2 separate regions of the Homo sapiens genome follow, and region 2 is linked to region 1. A link is an interaction called in ENCODE POLR2A ChIA-PET data of the cell type or tissue named here. Cell type or tissue: Panc1. All regions are shown on one strand. Links, peaks and the distances in the headings refer to the core of each region. The heading gives the core; the rest is flanking DNA.

Region 1 (4,415 bases), core at 192-4,191:
ATATTCAGAAAAGGAAACAAGGAAGAATAAAAAGATATGAAAAAGAATACAGTCTCAAGACCAAATATATCAACTGTAACAATATAAGAGTTACATTATTGTTACAGGAAGATTTTTAAACTGAGTCAAAAAAGAAAAAAAATCTATTTTCATGAGGCAATGAAGGAATCATTTAAAACAATAAAAAGTATCTAGGTTGAAATAAAAGAATTTAAAATGTTGCACAAATGCAAAAAGAAAAGCAGAAATCACAATATTAATATCAGACAAGGTAAATTAGGAATAAAAATGCAATAAATAAAAATATTTTTAAAAGTTTAATTATACGTGTTCTGCTTTGTAGAATTTGAGATTTTATTTATAGTGTAAACAGAGTTGTTAATTTTCCACTTCTTGTTTAAGAATATATATTAAGTCTCTTCAGATTAAAATTATCTTGTATTACATATTATATTAAAACTGTAAAGCTGTATGTACTTCAGAGATCAAGTAAAAGAAAAGGAAAGATTTTAAAAGATTTTAATGATATAAAGGTTGATACTAATGTAATACAAGGTGATTTTAATCCACAAAATATAATATATATCTCACACGATGAAATTCTAACAAAACTGATTTGAGCCATACATAGGACCTCAAATTCTGCAAAGTAGAATACAGTTCACATTCTCTGACTGAAAGCACATATATAAAAATTAATTAAACCACTTATATATATTTTAAAGTACTCATTGTAAAATTCTGAAAGAAGAAAATAATGGAATTTGAGTTTTTCAAAAGGAACAGAAATAGAAATACTATTCATCAAAACATATAAAATATTGCCAAAGTTTTCTCAAAAGCAAATTCATAACTGAATATTTTAGCAAATAAAATATGGAAAGAAATTTAAACCTTGAGCACTAGAAAGCAAGTGAAAAATAAACATAAATTTAAAATGCAACAGATTAAAAGATACCAAAAGTTAGAAAATTCCAAAAATGTAAAGTGGGGAAATTAAAAAACTTCTTTTCTTGTAGTGGTATAGAATCAGAAAGCTTTTAGAAGGACCAAATTCAAAATTTGCTCTAAGAAAGTAAAATTAAAAATATGAGATTAAAAATTATTTTTAAATCAATTTAAAACTTGTTATAATAGATTAATTTTTTTAAAATGTTAATGATCATATTTGGGTTTTAAAAAATACAAAAATCCCTGAAGAGAACTGAAAAGTTTTCAAATAATTACCTCTAAAACAATATACAAAGCTCTTTTAATGTTTTTATTAGAAGTAGATTCTTGCTATGTTGTCCATGCTAAACTTGAACCCCTGGGCTCAAGCAATCCTCCCACTCCAGCCTCCCAAGTAGCTAGGTCTACAGGGACACAACATTATGCCCAGCTTCAATTTTTGAAATACATGAATCACCGTATTTTATTGTTAATAGTGTAGTAAAGCATGGAAGGAAGTTGTCATACTGACAAGAAAAATTTATGAAAGTTACATGAAAATAGGTCTGTATATTTTAAGGAAATAATTAATCATAAATCAAATATGAGCCAATAACCACAAACCCATATATTAAAACATAATGCATCACTTCCAATTAGGTTCCTTTCCAAAATGTATTTTTCAAATTAATAAAATGTGATAATCTTGGTTTATGTTGAAAGCTTTTTGACATAATTTAATATCCATTTAAAATTAATTTCTGACTAAAATAACAAAAAATTATAGTAAATAAGAAATAAAAGGATACACACATATACATAATAAGGGAAAATAAGGATATACATTTTATTATATCTTTATATCTACTTTAAGCTACATGCCTATATTATTATTAATAAAGAATTATTAAAATTATTTCAGAGAGAAGAGGACCCTTCTACACTGTTGTTAGGATTGTAGATTGGTGCAGACATTAAGAAGAACATACAGGTTTCCAAAGAAATTACAAATAGAACTATCAAATGACTTAGCAATCCTGCTGCTGGGCACATACCCAAGGAAATGAAATCACCGTCTCATAAAGATATATGCACTCCCATGTTCATTTAGACTTTATTTACAATAGCCAAGATATCAAAACAAACTAAGTGTCTATTGACAGATGAATGGACAAAGAAAGTATGATGTGAAATAATATCATAGTGGAATAATATTTAGCCTTTAAAATGAAAGAAATTGTGCCATTTTGCCATAACACAGATGAAGCTGGAGGACATTAAACTAGGTAAAATAAGCCAGACATAGAAAAAAATGCATAATCTCACTTATATGTGGAGTGTATTAAAAAAGTTAGATATACAGAGATAGACAATAAAATAGTGGTTACCAGGCGTGGGGGGAGAGAGGAGGAAATGGGGAGATGTGGGTCAGAGGATACAAAGTAGAGTAGCAGATATGTAGGATGAAGAAATCTAGAGATCTATTATACAATATGAGAACTACAGGTCATACAATTCTACTGTATTTGGGATTCCTGCTAAATGAGTAGATTTTAGCTGCTCTTAAAAAAAAGAGACATATGTATTAACTTGCTTCACTATAGTAACCATTTCATTATCTGTATGTATCCCATAACATCATGTACTTTTTTTTTTATTACTATACTTTAACTTCGGGGGTACATGTGCAGAATGTGCAGGTTTGTTACATAGGTATGTATGCATGTGCCATGTTGCTTTGCTGCACCCATCAACTCATGATCTACATTAGGTGTTTCTCCCAATGCTATCCCTCCCACTGCACCCCACCCCCTGACAGGCCCCAGTGTGTGATGTTCCCCTCCCAATGTCCATGTGTTCTCATTGTTCAACTCCTACTTATGAATGAGAACATGAGGTGTTTGGTTTTCTGTTCCTATGTTAGTTTGCTGAGAATGACGGTTTCCAGCTTCATCCATGTCCCTGCGAAGGACATGAACTCATCCTTTCTTATGGCTGCATAGTATTCCGTGGTGTTTATGTGCCACGTTTTCTTTATCCAGTCTATCATTGATGGGCATTTGGGTTGGTTCCAAGTCTTTGCTATTGTGAACAGTGCTGCAATAAACATACATGTGCATGTGTCTTTATAGTAGAATGGTTTATATTCTTTTGGGTATATCCCAGTAATGGGATTGCTGAGTTAAATGGTATTTCTAGTTCTAGATGCTTGAGGAATTGCCACACTGTCTTCCACAATGGTTGAACTAATTTACACTTCCACCAACAGTGTAAAAGTGTTCCTATTTCTCCACATCCTCTCCAGCATCTGTTGTTTCCTGACTTTTTAATGATTGCCATTCTAACTGGTGAGAGATAGTATCTCATTGTGGTTTTGATTTGCATTTCTCTAATGACCAGTGCTGATGAGCATTTTTTCATATGTTTGCTGGCTGCATAAATGTCTTCTCTTGAGAAGCGTCTGTTCATATCCTTCACCCACTTTTTGATGGGGTTGTTTTTTTCTTGTAAATTTGTTTAAGTTCTTTGTAGATTCTGGATATTAGCCCTTTGTCATATAGATAGATTGCAAAAATTTTAAAAAGTCCTCTCAATTAAGAAAAGATAGGGATTCCAAAAGTCAACACTATTTCTTTGACATTGTGCTCCAAGTTAGTTTATATAATAAAATAAGAAAATAGATGAACAACAACTAGCTCATAAAACAGAAAAAGAGAGAATGAAAAGAAAGGAAAATAAAGTGTTGTCTCTATTTCTATGATTTTGCAAAGCCAAAAACATTAACTAATAAATGTATTAGAAAAGATAAATTGAAATGGTCACCTAATACATTTCTGTATCCAAACTGAAAATTAAAGGATCACATTTTAAACAGCAGCCAAAACTATACCTGTAAATAAACTTAAGTGGAAATGTGTGTCGAAGAGGAAAGCAAAAAAAGTCTTACCAATAAATATATAAATACTTACAAAAATGGATATACTTTCTATATTCTCATAGTGGAAAACTGAATAAAGATGTAAATTTTTCTCAAATTAGCTTATGCATAATGCAAATCCAATTATTATCCAAAGAGATTTTCAGAACTTTATTTGATTCTAAAAATTGAATAGAAGAGAAAAAGAACGGTTATATCCAAAATGTTCAAAATATGACACAATTATAAAGGGGGATTTGTGTGACTAGATATCAAATATAAAATGCATACCTATAATAATTTTAAAAAGGGATCAGTTATGTGAATAGATGATTCCTGGAAGAGTAAATTCAGACATGAACCTAAAAGTCATCTTCCGATGAGTGTTATTCTAACGATGCTATTTAATGTTGGGACTCATCTATGTCTTCTTTTTCATCATTTAATAAATTATTTAAGTTCCTTGTTTATGGTCTGTTTCCATCCATTACCACGTAAAGATCTACAAAATAGGGTTTTTGGTCTTTGTTCACTAATATACTTGAACAATACTTTGAGCATAACAAGT
Region 2 (4,415 bases), core at 211-4,210, 70 kb after region 1:
TCAGCGGAATAGGGCCAGGTCAGAAAAATTGTTGGCCAAACTTTTTTCAGCCCATGTCTGTCTGCTCAGGATGATGTCTCAGTCCTATACTTGAAGGGAGAGCACAGCTGACAGTACTAGTATGTAAAGATTTGGCTGGTGAAGGGGCTTCTTTCAGGTCATATTTTCTACACAGTAAATCAACACAGAAGTCTCTCTTCTGTTCAGCATTGGTTATTAAGATGTGATATTATCTTGTGATTTATATCATGTTGTCACAATGCATTTCATTTTGCTTTGTTTCAGTAATACAATGAATTCTTTCATAATTTCTTTCAATTTGCCTCAGGAGTTGTTATATACTCCAGGCTTTTATTTCTTTATATTTTCTTCAGCTTTATTAATACAAGTGAAGAAAGTATATCCCTCCATAATTGCTTATAGCCTGTACAATGCAATACAGCATATTACCTCATTTTAGATAATACTTTTGTAGTGGCATGATATTCTAACACTTAAAAGCTGTGTGTAGAAGCAAATAGCTTTGCAAATTACTTTATAATCTTGGTCAACTTCAACTGGTTATTCCCACAAAACACTTTAGTCTTTGTCCTTTAACAACTACCCTGCACTTTAAAAATCCTCAGGCACAACTTGAAGGGCAGTTGAGCAGAAACATTAATAGAAGTGCTGAAATATTCTCAGGCCAATCCTAGAGCAGGATTTCCAAAGGCCTCTCACACTCTCTTCATGCCTCCATCCCCTCTTGACCTCAGCACATAGAAACACACTTGCTTGGAGCTGTTACACCTGTCATGCTCTGGTGCCTGGAGTTAAAGAAATAAGGTGCTGGTCTGATACTGACACAAGGCAGGTTGAATTTGTGTTTATATGCTTAGAAAACTACTTCTTTTAAGTAGTTGGTGACTTCTTGCCTTTTTTATATCTGTTGGTAATCAGAAACTTATCATGAGAGGAAATTGCAGTGGGTAAGAAACTGTAGTAGAGTCCCGTGTAAGTAAACTTTGAAGTACTTTGCATATTTTTTTCTCAAGATAAAAATATTACTATACAAGTTAATGATTTATTCTCAAGATAAAAATATTACTATTGAATTTAATGATTTTTAAACTTTCCTAAAAGTTAGGATAAAAGAACAATGAGGTCAGGCATGGTGGCTCACGCCTGTAATCCCAGCACTTTGGGAGACCGAGCCTGGCGGATCACCTGAGGTCATGAGTTCGAGACCAGCCTGGCCAAAATGGTGAAACCCCATCTCTACTAAAAATACAGAAAACTTAGCTGACCATAGTGGTGGGCGCCTGTAATACCAGCTACTCGGGAGACTGAGGCAAGAGAATTGCTTGAACCTAGGAGGAAGAGGTTGCAGTGAGCCCAGATCGCACCATTGCACTCTAGCCTCGGCAACAAGAACAAAAACTCTGTCAAAAAAAAAAAAAGAAAAGAAAGAAAGAAAAAGAAGAAAAGCATTACCTTATCTTCCTCATAAAATAGTTATAACATTTGTAATACACTTCCAAATAGTAAAACATAAAGAGTCTAAAATAATGTTTAAGCCATACTATAGGGGCAAGTAGTTGTCTGATCAGGAAATCTCCCACCAAGGGTGGCCACTTAGCATTCAATACAAAAAAGCACTATCCAAAGGTAGCTATTAAAAGTTCTTTAGTTATCTTTATCTTTCATCAAAACCAGATGCTTTGCTCATTTTTGTAGTGCCTAAGGTAGAAATAGGCTTTAACCGCTAATATTGGTGACTTGTTAATTAGAATAAAGGATATCCTAAATGGCATTGCCGAAATCAGTATATTCAATATAGATGCATTTGCTGGAGTATTGTAGACAATTCTCTATCCTCACATCGTGAAATAAAAAAGTCCATGGATCCTGGCCTTTGTCCTTGGGAATAGAATTGTGGACTTCTCAAGTTTTCCAGATGATATTTGGTCATGTGACTCAGAGAGTTAGCTAAATTTGGCTACTACAATAGTATTGCATTTGCCTTAGGTAAATTTTTTCTGCAAGGGTTTTTCAGAGTTTCAGAGAGAACAGAACATCAAACTTGTGGAACTATTTTATGAATTCTTATTAATGAATATTCTAGTAGCAAGTTGTGGGGAACAGTTAACCTCTACCTATCTTAAATTTCCTGTGGATTTCAACATATATTAAAAAGAACCTAATAAGTTTGTATAACCAAATTATCTTAGGTCAGTTCATAATAAGAGTCAAAGTGGAAAAATAAAATTCAAAATAATCTAGAATTCATTGTATTTAGGATAAGCAGTTTGTTAAATCTTCATCTTTTCCACTTATTTTTTGGGTGAAATGAGTCTATTCTAGAACTATGATTTAGATTTAGATTTAGAATAACTCCACAGATCCCTTCTTTTAGCTGACATTTTTCTCAGCTACAGTCAATTTTGTTTCACTTTCCATCTTTTTGGTATGCTCTTGGCCACAGCTATGCTAATGGATCCAACTGGTTGAAAGTCAGGGGTCTTGTAATTTGTGTCCTCCTAAGGGCAAAGGAGAAAGTCTGCTTTATTATAACAAAAAGCCAAAGTTATCTAATAAGCAGCATTATGCTTGGGAAGTTGTAATTATGATTATAGAATTATTCAATTTAGGTTCCTACATCTGTGTTTCCTATATCAAATAATCAAAATATGCATTCTTATTTTACATTACTATTGCATTGTATTTCCCAAGTGATTTACATTTATAAATTAGCTTCTGCATGTGAGAGTTTGATGTGAAATGAGGGTAGTGATGGTCTTCCCTTACTTTCATGGGGAGGTTATTAAAAGGTTAAAACATGATATGCTGTTATATTATCAGTTTTTTTCTGATTGATTATTCACCTAGATTTCCACTTGCAAATTTCATTCACTACTAAACTAGATAAAATGGTTTGAGGATTACATAACACCAGTGCAACTACAAACAAGTAATTACAAAAATGAAATCATTTATTTTATTGTGAATCAATCTCTCAACTTGGTAAGCAGTTTGTATATTCCCAATGACCAGCATCATTTTTACTGGAAAACGAAAGGGTAACTTGCCCAGAGCCACTTTGGGTCTAAGCCAGAATTGAAAATTGTAGCACTTTCTATAAAAAAGGAGGAAAAAGTATAAAAGCTCAATAGAAAATGGACAAAAGATATGAATTGATCATTGACAGAAAAATGGTCCTTTAACATATGAAAAGATGCTCATCCTCAGTATAATAAGAGAAATGCAAATTAAAGTTACACTGAGCTATCATTTCTCACTTATCAGATAGACAAAAATAAAAATTGTACAATGTACTCTCTTGGGGAGGCCATGGAGAAGTAAGCACTCACACATTGTTGGCGGGAGATTAAATAGTATAACACCTATGGGAAATTTGGCAATTGCATATATATATGTGCATATATGCATATGTATGTATGTATATGTAAGCACTATGCATATATATGTACATATTTATATATATATATAGTATGGAATGATCTACAGGATAAATTGTTAAGAGAAAATGTATGCCTCATTTTGTGTAAGAAAGTAGAAGACATATGAATATATATATAAATATTTGCTTATATTCTCAAGAATAAGCAAGAGATGGATAAACCACAAACTAATCAAGATAATTACCTATAAAAGAAGGTAAGGAAGAGGATAAGAGGGATGAAGATAGAAGCAAGACATCTATCAATGCACCTTGTTACATAGTTTTGAGTTTGAAATTGTATAAATGTATAGTATACTTTTAAAATAGCAAAGTAAAAGGAATTCCTAAGAACTGAAAACAAACTAAAACAAATGAATCCAACTATATATAAGGTTGCTATTTTAACTACACAAAGAAGGGGATTACTGAAACTGACTTTAAAATAGTATTTTGTTTGCACATCCCTTGTAAAACCTAATCTAATAGGAAGCTCAGAAAGGAAGAGCAAAGATATGTTAAACTACATTTCTTTGATTATTGTTAATTATAATAATGGCTTTGTTATTTTGGCACTATTAAAATATAGAGCAAATGAACAATTACATTAATATTAGGAATCAAGATTTTTGAGTAATAGAAAAGACGTAAATTTTTAAAATCAAAGAAGTTGGCCAAAAAACTGTGATCTCTAACTTAAATCCAAATATCAGTACAGTCTCCTGGTTTGTTTCCATGTTTTTAAAAATATGTATATTTGTGGTTCAGCCTGAAAAAAGGTATAGGAACAAGGATAAAGCACCTATAGTGCTATTCTTTTTAGTGACGAGGTTAAGGTTTCCAAATTATATTTACCATGAGAAAGGAACCATGGCTCCATGGAAAATGGCTATTTCCAGGTTTCTTGTTGTTGTTGTTTTGTTTTTGTTTTTTGTTTTTATTTGAGACACAGTCTCACTCTGTCGCCCAGGCTAGA

The links. Peaks named below come from ENCODE experiments on the same cell type or tissue, not always from the same donor. Only the 100,000 strongest peaks of a DNase experiment are listed, where the experiment ranks them.
Region 2: POLR2A ChIA-PET joins it to region 1 with 6 read pairs; 2 of 35 experiments call an interaction of 5 or more read pairs at or near these places.

What each region holds. Positions count from the first base shown.
Region 1 is chr6:98,144,861-98,149,275 of GRCh38, forward strand. No RefSeq gene overlaps it. Among named protein-coding and RNA genes, the nearest start is that of MIR2113, 120 kb to the left of the region's middle. In Panc1, for the core only: no CTCF peak of the experiment used is centred there; a DNase peak (open chromatin) is centred at 1,996.
Region 2 is chr6:98,215,001-98,219,415 of GRCh38, forward strand. No RefSeq gene overlaps it. Among named protein-coding and RNA genes, the nearest start is that of MIR2113, 190 kb to the left of the region's middle. In Panc1, for the core only: no CTCF peak of the experiment used is centred there; no DNase peak of the experiment used is centred there.